Linked DNA regions of Homo sapiens: region 1 is linked to region 2. A link is a loop called in an ENCODE intact Hi-C map of the cell type or tissue named here. Cell type or tissue: gastrocnemius medialis. All regions are shown on one strand. Links, peaks and the distances in the headings refer to the core of each region. The heading gives the core; the rest is flanking DNA. Region 1 has its middle 8.5 kb from the start of SIAH1. Region 2 overlaps N4BP1 (NEDD4 binding protein 1).

The links. Peaks named below come from ENCODE experiments on the same cell type or tissue, not always from the same donor. Only the 100,000 strongest peaks of a DNase experiment are listed, where the experiment ranks them.
Region 1: it touches region 2 in a loop (2.6-fold over the local background); 6 of 110 quality-filtered maps call a loop at or near these places.

The regions. Positions count from the first base shown.
Region 1 is chr16:48,391,261-48,396,638 of GRCh38, reverse strand. No RefSeq gene overlaps it. Among named protein-coding and RNA genes, the nearest start is that of SIAH1, 8.5 kb to the right of the region's middle. In gastrocnemius medialis, for the core only: no CTCF peak of the experiment used is centred there; a DNase peak (open chromatin) is centred at 2,578; H3K27ac peaks cover 3,093 bases.
Region 2 is chr16:48,555,606-48,560,983 of GRCh38, reverse strand. N4BP1 (NEDD4 binding protein 1) reads left to right here. Exons shown (of 7, transcript NM_153029.4): 2 at 1-230. Among named protein-coding and RNA genes, the nearest start is that of N4BP1, 52 kb to the left of the region's middle. RefSeq lists a silencer at 3,572-3,866. In gastrocnemius medialis, for the core only: no CTCF peak of the experiment used is centred there; a DNase peak (open chromatin) is centred at 2,524; H3K4me3 peaks cover 534 bases; H3K27ac peaks cover 2,382 bases.

The sequences.
Region 1 (5,378 bases), core at 236-5,235, 160 kb after region 2:
ATTTACTCTATGTCGGAGGTTGGCAAACTTTTTCTGTAAAGGGCCAGATAATAAATATTTCAACTAAGGCAGGCCATACTATGATGTAACTTTTCAACTCTGCTGTTAGCCGCCATAGACAAAATGTAACTGAAGGGGTATGGCTGTGTCTCGATAAAACTCTATTCATGTTACTAGATAATTCAGGGAATGGGAGTTAAAAAAAAAAAAACTTTATTAATGGATGCTAAACTTTGAATTTCATATAATTTTCTTTTGTTCTCTCCTTTCTTTCTTTCTTTTATTTTTTTCTCTCTTCCCCATCCCCTTCCACTTCCCTTTCCCTTTCCTCTTCTTTTTCTTTCAAGATAGTATCTCACTCTGTTGCCCAGGCTGGAGTGCAGTGGCACAATCATGGCTCACTGCAGCCTGGACCTCCTGGGCTCAAGCAATCCTCCTGCCTCAGACTCCCGAGTAGCACGCCACCACGCCAGATAATTTTTTACTTTTGTATTTATTTATTTATTTTTTGAGATGGAATGTCACTCTGTCACCCAGTCTGGAATGCAGTGGCCCAATCTCGACTCACTGCAACCTCCGCCTCCCAGGTTCAAGCGATTCTCCTGCCTCAGCCTCTGAAGTAGCTGGGACTACAGGTGCTCACCACCATGCCCAGATAATTTTTGTATTTTTAGTAGAGACGGGGTTTCACCATGTTGGCCAGGCTGGTTTTGAACTCCTGACCTTAGGTGATCCACCTGCCTCAGCCTCCCAAAGTGCTGGGATTACAGGCATGAGCCACGGTGCCAAGCTCCATAATTTTCATGTGTCACGAAATATTCTTCTTTTGATTTTTTCCAACCATTTAAACATGTAAGGCCGGGCTCTATAGAGTGTTCTTTTAATTTAAACAGAACAATAGCTAAGAATAATATGAAGTAAAGGAGAGTACAAATGATTTGTGGGCCAATAGAATAGTCTAACAGTGGCTCAACAATAACCAAGTTGAGCAATGCAGTCATAAATGTTTACTGTGCATAAAACCCTACAGTCTGGTTCAACCTAGCTGTCCAGCAGTGTCTCCTCCAGGCCCCAGTGAAAGCGGGCTTCCATTTCCCCAAACACAGACCCTGCACATTGCCTAGTTCCTCTGTCTAGAATACACCCTCCCGTTGTGCTCATTAAAAGCATATCCTGCCTGGGCACAGTGGCTCATTCCTGTAATCCAGCACTTTGGGAGGCTGAGGCAAGAGGATCGCTTGAGGTCAGGAGTTCTAGACCAGCCTGGGTAACATGGCAAAACCCTGTCTCCACCAAAAACAGAAAAATTAGCCATGCGTGGTGGCGCATGCCTGTAATCTCAGCAACTCGGAGGCTGAGGTAAGAGAGTCTCTTGAGCCCTGGAGGCAGAGGTTACAATGGGCTGAGACAGTGCCACTGCACTCCAGCCTAGATGTCAAAGCAAGACCCTGTCTCAAAAAAAGAATTTAAAATTTGAAAAATAATAAAAAGAAACAAAAGCACATCCTCGAAGGGCCATATCAAATGCCACCTCTTAAAAATTCTACGGCCAGGCACGGTGGCTCGTGCCTGTAATCCCAGCACTCTGGGAGACCGATGCAGGCAGATCACTTGAGGTCAGGAGTTCGAGACCAGCCTGGCCAACATAGCGAAACCCCCATCTCTATAAAAAATACAAAAATTGGCCAGGAGTCACGGCACATGCCTGTAATCCCAGCTACTTGGGAAGCTGAGGCACGAGAAGCACTTGAACCCAGAAGGCGGAGGTTGCAGTGGGCCAAGATTATGCCATTGCACTCCAGCCTGGGCGACAGAGCAAGAGCTTGTCTCAAAAAAAAAAAGAAAATATTCAATGATTCTTCCCTACCCCTCATAAATGGTATTTTCCCTTCTCTCTCCCTTCTCCTTGTGCCCTGTTCTCTCAGTAATAGCTTGTTTGTGCCTCCATCATTGTACTTATAGTCTAGTTATTTTTTGCTATTTATCTTACTTCAAACCAAGCTTCTTGAGGTGTGGGGCCTTCACTCAGGATCCCTCAGTGCCTGGCATATAGCAAGCACTCAGGAAGCATCTCTCGAGGTTGTTTCTTGGAATTGAACACAGGGTATGACGTCACTCCGGCCACTGTGTAACTGACATAATGAAGTGGGAAGAGATTGGCTAGTTGAAATTGCAGTAAATGGAATGGGTCTGGTGCGTTACTCGTTCTAGTTAACGGAATGAAGTATTGTCCCCCACCCCCCACCAAAATAAAAAACAAATGGAGTAGGTCTGGATGGGGGTGTTGGGAGGCAGTGAAGGGAAAGGCTGTGCCTCTGGGGCACAGCTGGAGGAGAATCCTGTTTGGTGATTGAGGTGGCATGACTAGTCTGTCTTAGTTATGCCTTCCGCAGGAAGCAGGTCTGAAAAGAGAGAAAAGTAGGGCTTCTTAGAGCTTCCCACACACAGGAGAGGCTCAGCAAAGAACACAGTGAAATTCAACTGCTGATTCTCTCCGGGCCTCAGGAGAGCAGGGTTCTGAGAAGGGCCTCGCGATACACATCGTGCCCCAGTTACACCGAGTGAATCAGGCTCTGATGCAATTGGCAATAGGCCTTAATCACAAGCTTCATCTCACAGGCTCCGCACAGATGAGCTTTGTCATTTCTCTGAGGGAATCACTGTCATTTCTCTTCCAGGCTCAAAGCAGCTCCCCCTGCCCCGTGTAAAGCGCTGATGAGATGGCAATTTAAACTGCTTTGATGACCAGGTTTCATTAGGTAAGAAGGCCCGATTAAGCAACGGTGGCCCAAATAACCTCAGTGGTTCAGACACTGTTTTTCAAAGCCAGCAGAAGTCTTGCCAAATTAAAGGATGTCAGGATGAGATGCTATGAATATCAGTTTCCTTCTCTCTGGCAATGGAGAGGATTAATTAAATGCCTGTGAAGTGCTTTGAAAATTTAAGCTGTTGAGAATTATTGTTCTGTGTAATAGGGAAAAAATAGAGTTCTTGGCTCATTAAAGCTGTAATGTTGCAAGCCTGAGCACTATTTTCAGGATATCTTTGAGAGCTACATTTTTATTAAGAGGAAGAAAAGAGAAATGTGTCTATGAATACAGATATACAGTGTACATGCTGGAAAGTCAGTTGGGTTAATCAGTATGTCTCTTGATTAAGAAATGAACTGGAGGCTGGGTGTGGTGGCTCATGCCTATAATCCCAGCATTTAGGGAGGATGAGGCAGGAGTATCACTTGAGCCAGTGAGTTTGAGTCCAGCCTGAGCAACAGAGTGAGACTTTGTTTCTAAATAAAAAAAAAGAAAGGCTGGGGGCAGTGGCTCACGCCTGTAATCCCAACACTTTGGGAGGCCAAGGCAGGTGGATCACCTGAGGTCAGGAGTTGGAGACTGGCCTGGCCACCATGGCGAAACCCTGTCTCTACTAAAGACACAAAAATTAGCTGGGTGTGGCGATGGGTGCCTGTAGTCCCAGCTACTCAGGAAGCTGAGGCAGGAGAATCACTAGAACCTGGGAGGCCAAGGTTGCAGTGAGCCAAGATCGGGCCACTGCACTCCAGCCTGGGCAACAGAGTGAGACTCCATCTCAAAAAAAAAAAAAAAAAAAAAAGAAATGAATGAACTGGGAGAAACTGTTTCTTATTGATTACCACAATCAGTACAGACAGTTATTAAGAATCAGTTGCTTAACTGTGTAGGGACAGTTTCACTAAAACTAGCAGACAGGTATTTGTTTTCTTTCAATAGGATCAAGGGATGAAAAGACTGAGATTGTATACATGTAAATACCAAGTTCAGTGAGTTTCCATGGCCTCTTCTGTCTTAATACAACTTACCAAACAATCCAGACAGATTTCTGCCTCCACTTTGTTGATTTACCCAGGTATATTTTGGCTTTGTTTGCAGATATTCGGTGACATTTGGAAGGGTGCTGTCCGCAGCTGCCCCTCACCTCTCTTTCACTCTACATTGACTGAGGATTTACACTTTGTTTTGTGTCTGTACTAGTTTCCTATCGCTGCTTTAACAAATTACTGCAAACTTAGTGGGTTGCCACAACATAGATGTATTATATTACAGTTCCAGAGGTCAGAAGTCTAAAATTAGTCTTATGGGGCTAACATCAAGGTGTCGGCCGGGCTGACCCCATGTGGATACTCCAGGGAAAGAATCTGTTTCCTTGCCTTTTCAGTTTTCTAGAGGCCTCCTGCATTCCATGGCTCATGGCCCCTTTCTGGGTCTCTCTGACCTCTGCTTTTGTTGTTGTTGTTTGTTGAGATAGAGTCTTGCTATGTTGCCCAGACTGGTCTCAAACTCCTGGGCTCAAGTGCTTCTCCTGCCTTGGCCTCCAAAGGGATTACAGGTGTGAGCCACTGAGCCTGGCTCAGACCTCTTGTTATCACGTCTTCTATCTCTTGGCCCATGGGATAGTCCAGGATAATGTCTTCATCTCAAAATCCTTAACTCAATCACATATGCTAAGTCCTTTTTGCCACATAAAGTAATTTATTCACAGGTTCTGGGGATTAGGTTGTAGACTTTTTTTTTTTTTTGAGATGGAGTCTCCCTCTTGTTGCCCAGGCTGGAGTGCAGTGGCACGATCTTGGCTCACTGAAACCTCCACCTCCCAGGTACAAGCAATTCTCCTGTCTCAGCCTCCCGAGTAGCTGGGATTACAGGCATGCACCACCATGCCTGGCTAATTTTGTAGTTTTAGTAGAGATGGGGTTTCTCCATGTTTGTCAGGCTGGTCTCAAACTCTCGACCTCAGGTGATCCACCCGCCTCCGTCTCCCAAAGTGCTGGGATTACAGGCATGAGCCACCGTGCCCAGCCAGGCATTTTTTTTTCTTTTTAAGACCAAGTCTTGCTTTGTCAACCAGTCTGGAGTGCAGTGGTGCAATCTCAGGTCAGCAACCTCTCCACCTCCCAGGTTCAAGCGATTCTCCTGCCTCAGCCTTCCAAGTAGCTGAGACTACAGAAGTGTGCCACCACGCCCAGCTAAATTTTTTTTGTTATTGTTGTATTTTTAGTAGAGACAGGGTTTCTCCTGACCTCAAGTGATCCACCCACCTAGGCCTCCCAAAGTCCTGGGTTTACAGGCGTGAGCCGCCTTGCCCAGCCTTGAGCCTGCTTTCTCATTCAAATATCACATAGACTTTAGACTGGCCGCGGTGGCTCGTGCCTGTAATCCCAGCATTTAGGGAGGCCTAGGTGGGTGGATTGCTTGAGCCTAGGAGTTTGAGACCAGCCTGGGCAATATGGTGAAACCCCGTCTCTACAAAAAATGCAAAAATTACCTGGGTGTGGTGGCTATTTTGAAAGCTGAGGCAGGAGGATCGCTTGAGCCCAGGAGGTCGATGCAGCAGTGAGCTCTGAT
Region 2 (5,378 bases), core at 137-5,136:
TCTAAGCCAAATTGCTCAACCCTTTCTCCACCAATGCCACTGCCCCAGCTGTTACCTTCGGTTACTGATGCAAGGTCGGCAGGACCTTCTGATCATATTGATTCCTCAGTTACTGGGGTTCAAAGGTTTCGAGATACTCTAAAAATACCCTACAAGCTGGAATTAAAAAATGAACCAGGGAGAACGGATTTGAAACACATTGTTATAGATGGGAGCAATGTTGCAATTACGTAAGTCCATTCTCTGCAGATTATTTTATTTTAAATAGGGCTCTAAATGGTGTCTCAGAATCACATGTATATGGGAACTATACATACATGTTGTATATAGTTGATCTGTAGCCTTAGGGTCGGATGGTGGAGGGGAATGGGAACCAACTGGTTGGAAAGGTTTTGTCAGTCCATCTTCTGGATTCATGAACTTTACTTCACCCTGCTGAACTTAATTTCTAAGGGCAAGAGAGGATAGAAAATTATCTTTTCACGTTGCATTGCTCAGTGATATGTAGTATAGTGACTTTTAAGTCATTAAATTCTTAATATTGTGAGTACCATTATGTTCTAATCTAAATAAGAGAACACAGCTTAAAGCAAAAGGATTTTTTTTTATCTTATTATGCTGGAGTATGCCTGATCTCTAGCCAAGAGTGTGCAGTGGTAACAGGTGTGATGTATTTCTGTGGATAGAGCAATGGCAATTTCCTTTCAAAAGTAGTCACTTTGAGCTTCACTGTGGGCCTCTGCTCTTACTAAAAGTTTATAATATTTGTTTTTAGTAAAAGACATCATTTAATGAACCTGTTGTTTCTAGTTAGCCTGTCTTGGAACTCCTCTTAGTTGAAAATCCTCTGATTTGAAACCTGTACGCTTGGGTTTTTTTTCTAAGGGGCAGTTTAAGATCGTGGCTAAGGAGAGTGTGAGGGTCAAGAGCCTCCCTGCACTGTGGACCAGCTGTTTGATTTGGGGCAGGTCACTTAACTGTTCGGAGTTTCAGTTGCTGCAATCTGTTGCCTTCTGACCTGTCCTTAAGGACATCTTTACCATATCATTTCAACAACTATGTAAAGTCTGCCTTCAGTTTTCAAAACCAGTCACCCCATTGTTAAAAGAAAAACTTAGGGCAAATTACATTTAGCAGAGTTGATCTGCACGAACAATGATTTACGAATCTGGCAGCACCCTGAACCAGGAGAGGTTCAGAGAGCTTCACCCAGCAATGAGGGCTGGCAGTATTTATAGGCAGAAAAGGGAATTGCCCTGCAGAAACAGCTTGATTACCTACGGGTTGGCATTTGCCTTATCCAGGCATCCTGTGATGAGGCATTTGCCTTATGTAGAAGTGGTCTGAACAATTGGCAGCCTGTGATTGGCTGAAGCTTGGCTGCTGTGATTGGCTGAGACTCAGCCATTTTTTTTTACAAGAATACTCTTAGGTTGCCATTTGTTCACATACTAAGGTTGCAGGTCACTATGTATGGAGGCACCTTTAGGCCAAATTTAATTTAATTTAACACCATTGATTTTTGAAGAAATATTCAAGGTCTGGCATTTTAAGTAGCCGCAATTCAAGAAACAGGACACCTGGACATGGAATGAGAGAGAAGTTGCCAAATCTTAAAAATACTTTTCTGAATTGCTGAATGTTTGTGTAACTTCTTTTTTAGGAGTTCTGAAAGATCAGTAAATGCCCTGAGTTTTTAAGAATACCTATTAGGATTGAAAAATAAATGTTATTTTTGAAATATATGTTTATAGTATATTTGTAATTTTTTGTTTTGTAAATTTTTTATTAGGATTTTCAAATACATAAGATAAGATAATGAATTCCCAGGGGTTCATCACCCACCTTCAACAATTACCAGCTCGTGATCAGTCTTGTTTCATCCTAGCCCTTACTTCTTCTTTCCACCCCTATTATTTTGAAGGAAATCTCAGATATATGGTCATAAATATTTTAATATGTATTTTTTAAAATATAAGGATTCTTCTGCTTTTTATTATTTGAATGAATTATCGAAGCTGTGTTTTGCTGTCAAAAAGAAAATGTCATCATTTCAGATGTTAAAGTTTGAAGACAGGCAGCAAAAATATGCAATATGCTTATCTTCATTTCCAAATAATACTGTTTATTGTCATTTCACTTTGGTTTTTTTGGCAGCCCTGTTAGGGGAAACCCAGCAAATGATCCGCAGCTGCATAGCGATATCTAAGCAAAAATGTCACTTCAGTCACCCACACCCCAAGCCCGGAACAAGTTCTTCATTGTTACGATTTCTTGAGCCAACTCGTGACACAAAATTTAGGTCACAATTGTGAGCAATTCTCATCCTCTTTCACTTTTCTATATGTGGAAGGATTTTCCAAATAAGAAATGCAAGGTTAACGTAGAATGAGCAGCGATCCTGATGCTTTTTATAAACCTTTTGGGGTAGTTAACAGGCATATTTCTCAGCAGGGTCACTGTTGGAATTTAGAGTGGTGCTGCCTATCCGTGACAGGATGTTTTGCAAATCTAGTCCCTCCCACTTTGCTTATAATATCCTTCCCCAGTCGTTGTGACACCTCAAACACACTCCTACATATTTCCTAATGCCCTGAGTACAGTATCATCTCTTTTGAAAACCACCAATTATTACACTAAGGGAAAGCTGCAAGCTTTCTTTTTTTATTTCTTCTTTTTTTTTTTTTTTTGGAAAACTGATTGTTTTGGGAGGATTTACATTTTCTTTGGATTCACAGATGTCTCTGTTTAAAGGCAATACTTTTACAAGAGAATGTGTTACTTTAAGAAGACAGACTTGTACTTAATTTGATGTAAATTGATCTGAAAATATCAGTAATTAAGATTTACCCATATTCTAGGAAGAAACTGCGTAATGGGTATAGAGTTTTATTTTGGAGTGACAAACATTTTGGAACTAGATGTAAGTGGTGGTTGCACGGCATTGCGAACGTAGTAAATGCCATTGAATTGATTATTTTAGTCGTGTGAATTTTACCTCAATTTTTTTTGGAAGTTGGAAAAAAATCAGCCCTTATTTTAAATCAGTTGCTTCAATGTTAAGTGTGAATAAACTTTGACTAGATTCCATGAAGAAACTGATTTGTGTTTCTTCTGTTCAGTGAACTACCTCTAATACCCATAGTCCCTGACACATAGTAGGAGCTCAGTAAAAACTTGTTGATGAATTAAAGGCAAATTAGAATTTTTCTTTTTTTAAGAGGTAAAGTCTCACTATTTTGCCCAGGCTGGACTCAAACTTTTGGGCTCAGGCAATCTTTCCTAGTAGCTGAGGCTATAGGCATGCCTTACCATGCCCAGTTTAGGATTTTTTTAGTGGCTTTTTACTACCTATTTGTAACTTCATGGTTACTATTCCAGTGGCCAGTTTAGATTTTTAACTGAGGCCATATATTTAATGCAACAAATATTTGAGATTTTAAAGCCGAATCACCCATTATTATGTGTCAGGCACTGTATTTTTAAAAATGCAACCTTCACACCAATTGTGAGTCAAAAGTTATAATTTATACAACATGAAGTGGCTTAAAAATGTTTTCCAGGGTTACATGGATAGAGATTTGGGCCCATAATGTCTTTCCCCAGAGCTGCTGTATACCCTCTCTCCTCCAGCAGAAGTTAAGGTTGGAATTTTCAGGCCAACGCATCATTGGATACTTAAGTCTTGGGTTGCATAGCACTGCTGACTAAAGCTCACTGATTTGACCCAAGTAGTTGGGGAAGTACTTATTTGGTCCTTAAGCAATAGGATCTGTTGGTGTGAGCCCCACCCTAAAGCAGCCTAGGCCCACCCTTCGATGTATTTTTGTAAAGCCTTTGTTCATTTGCCTATCCAGAATGAGGTCTGCAGCCCATACCACCATGAAAACCTCCACAGTACCCTGTTTAATGCTGCCAATTTTGTATACCTTGTTCTTGCCCCCTTGTCACCATGAATGAGTCAAATGATGAGTAAGTGGAAATTGTTTGTGGTGTATGGCTAGACAGCACAGTAGTGGCCAAGAAACATTTGGGCTCTGTCAGCCTGAAACTTCAGCATGAGAGCCCCTGACATATGGGGTGATAGTTTTCCATGTAGATGGGGTTTGCCCCTTCCCTTGCCAGAATTAAGTATTTTAGCCATTTTTTTTTCCATACTAGTCTTTTCCATATTAGGGTTCCATAAAAAGAAATCGCTTTTTCCTGGGTAACTCAGAAAGGACTTTCCATTGTCCCCACACTGCCCTGTCTGGTGCTATGGCTGCCATGAGTTTTTATCAGCTGTGTGTCACCCATCTCTCCTCCACTTTGGACACTTTCTTTTAGTTGCCAGCATTCTATAATATGGCAAACAACCAGATGATATAACCTTTAACCAATTATATGGAAGCAGGCATTTAAATGTCTTGAGGGCCTGGACACCTGGCCTCCCAGACTTGATAACTGTTCATTCTGCATTTGGAACTGGGAGCCCCAGAGCTTTGGCCTTCCCATAAGTAGCAAGGTGTTATTATATATATACTTTGGGTCGAAATAGACCTTTGGTCTGGGTTTACCTGTCAACATGCTACTCTGGTTTGATTGCAGAGAGGCTAGGAGACAGTGATGAGTAAGCACATGTCTGCCTGCTCAGGGTATAGGACTTGAAGTAGGAAGAAGGGTCCTTAATCGACCCTCTGTATTATTTTGAGGACAATAATTTGGCTTCACTTAATTTTTTGTCATTGTAGTTTTATTTTTTGGGTAAATTTGTATGTTCTCCACCAGAATTTTGAACCTCTATTTTAATTCCATTCCTGAGATTTTTTTAGAGTATCAAAAGTGATATGATCTTATTACTGAGAATAACACTTTGGAATTTAGTTGAGAGCTGATGTTTCTAGAACCTCCATCTGTTCCCCCTCTAGACTTGTAAGGAGTCCAGGGCAGCAGAATTCATCGGTCTGCATTTCCTTCCTTGTTACATAGTGACCCAGTGGAATTGAACTGGGTACTCCTCCTCTATCCAGTTCCTCCTCTTGCCATCACTAGAAGCTTTAAGGAAAAGAGGGAGAGTAGGTAGCACACATTTGTATCTGTCAAAGTAATCAGGGAGCCACCTTAAAAACCTTTTCAGTGCAGTTATCTCAAGGGTTATCCTTTTGAGGACTAAATATACATATTTCTTGGTTTTTCTAAGAACCAGCAGGTTGTTCTGTTGTGGATTTTCAAATTAGGGCTGTGGTTGATGTTAACTCTGGGCATGTCCCTGCTGTTAAGCAATTAGAGTGATGGATGATTTATTGTTTTTGGAAGATTAAAAGAGGCCCCCTTTAAAGAACCACCCCCAGTCTTTTTTCTAGTTAAAAATGTCACTTTGTTACCTTCTTGCCATATTT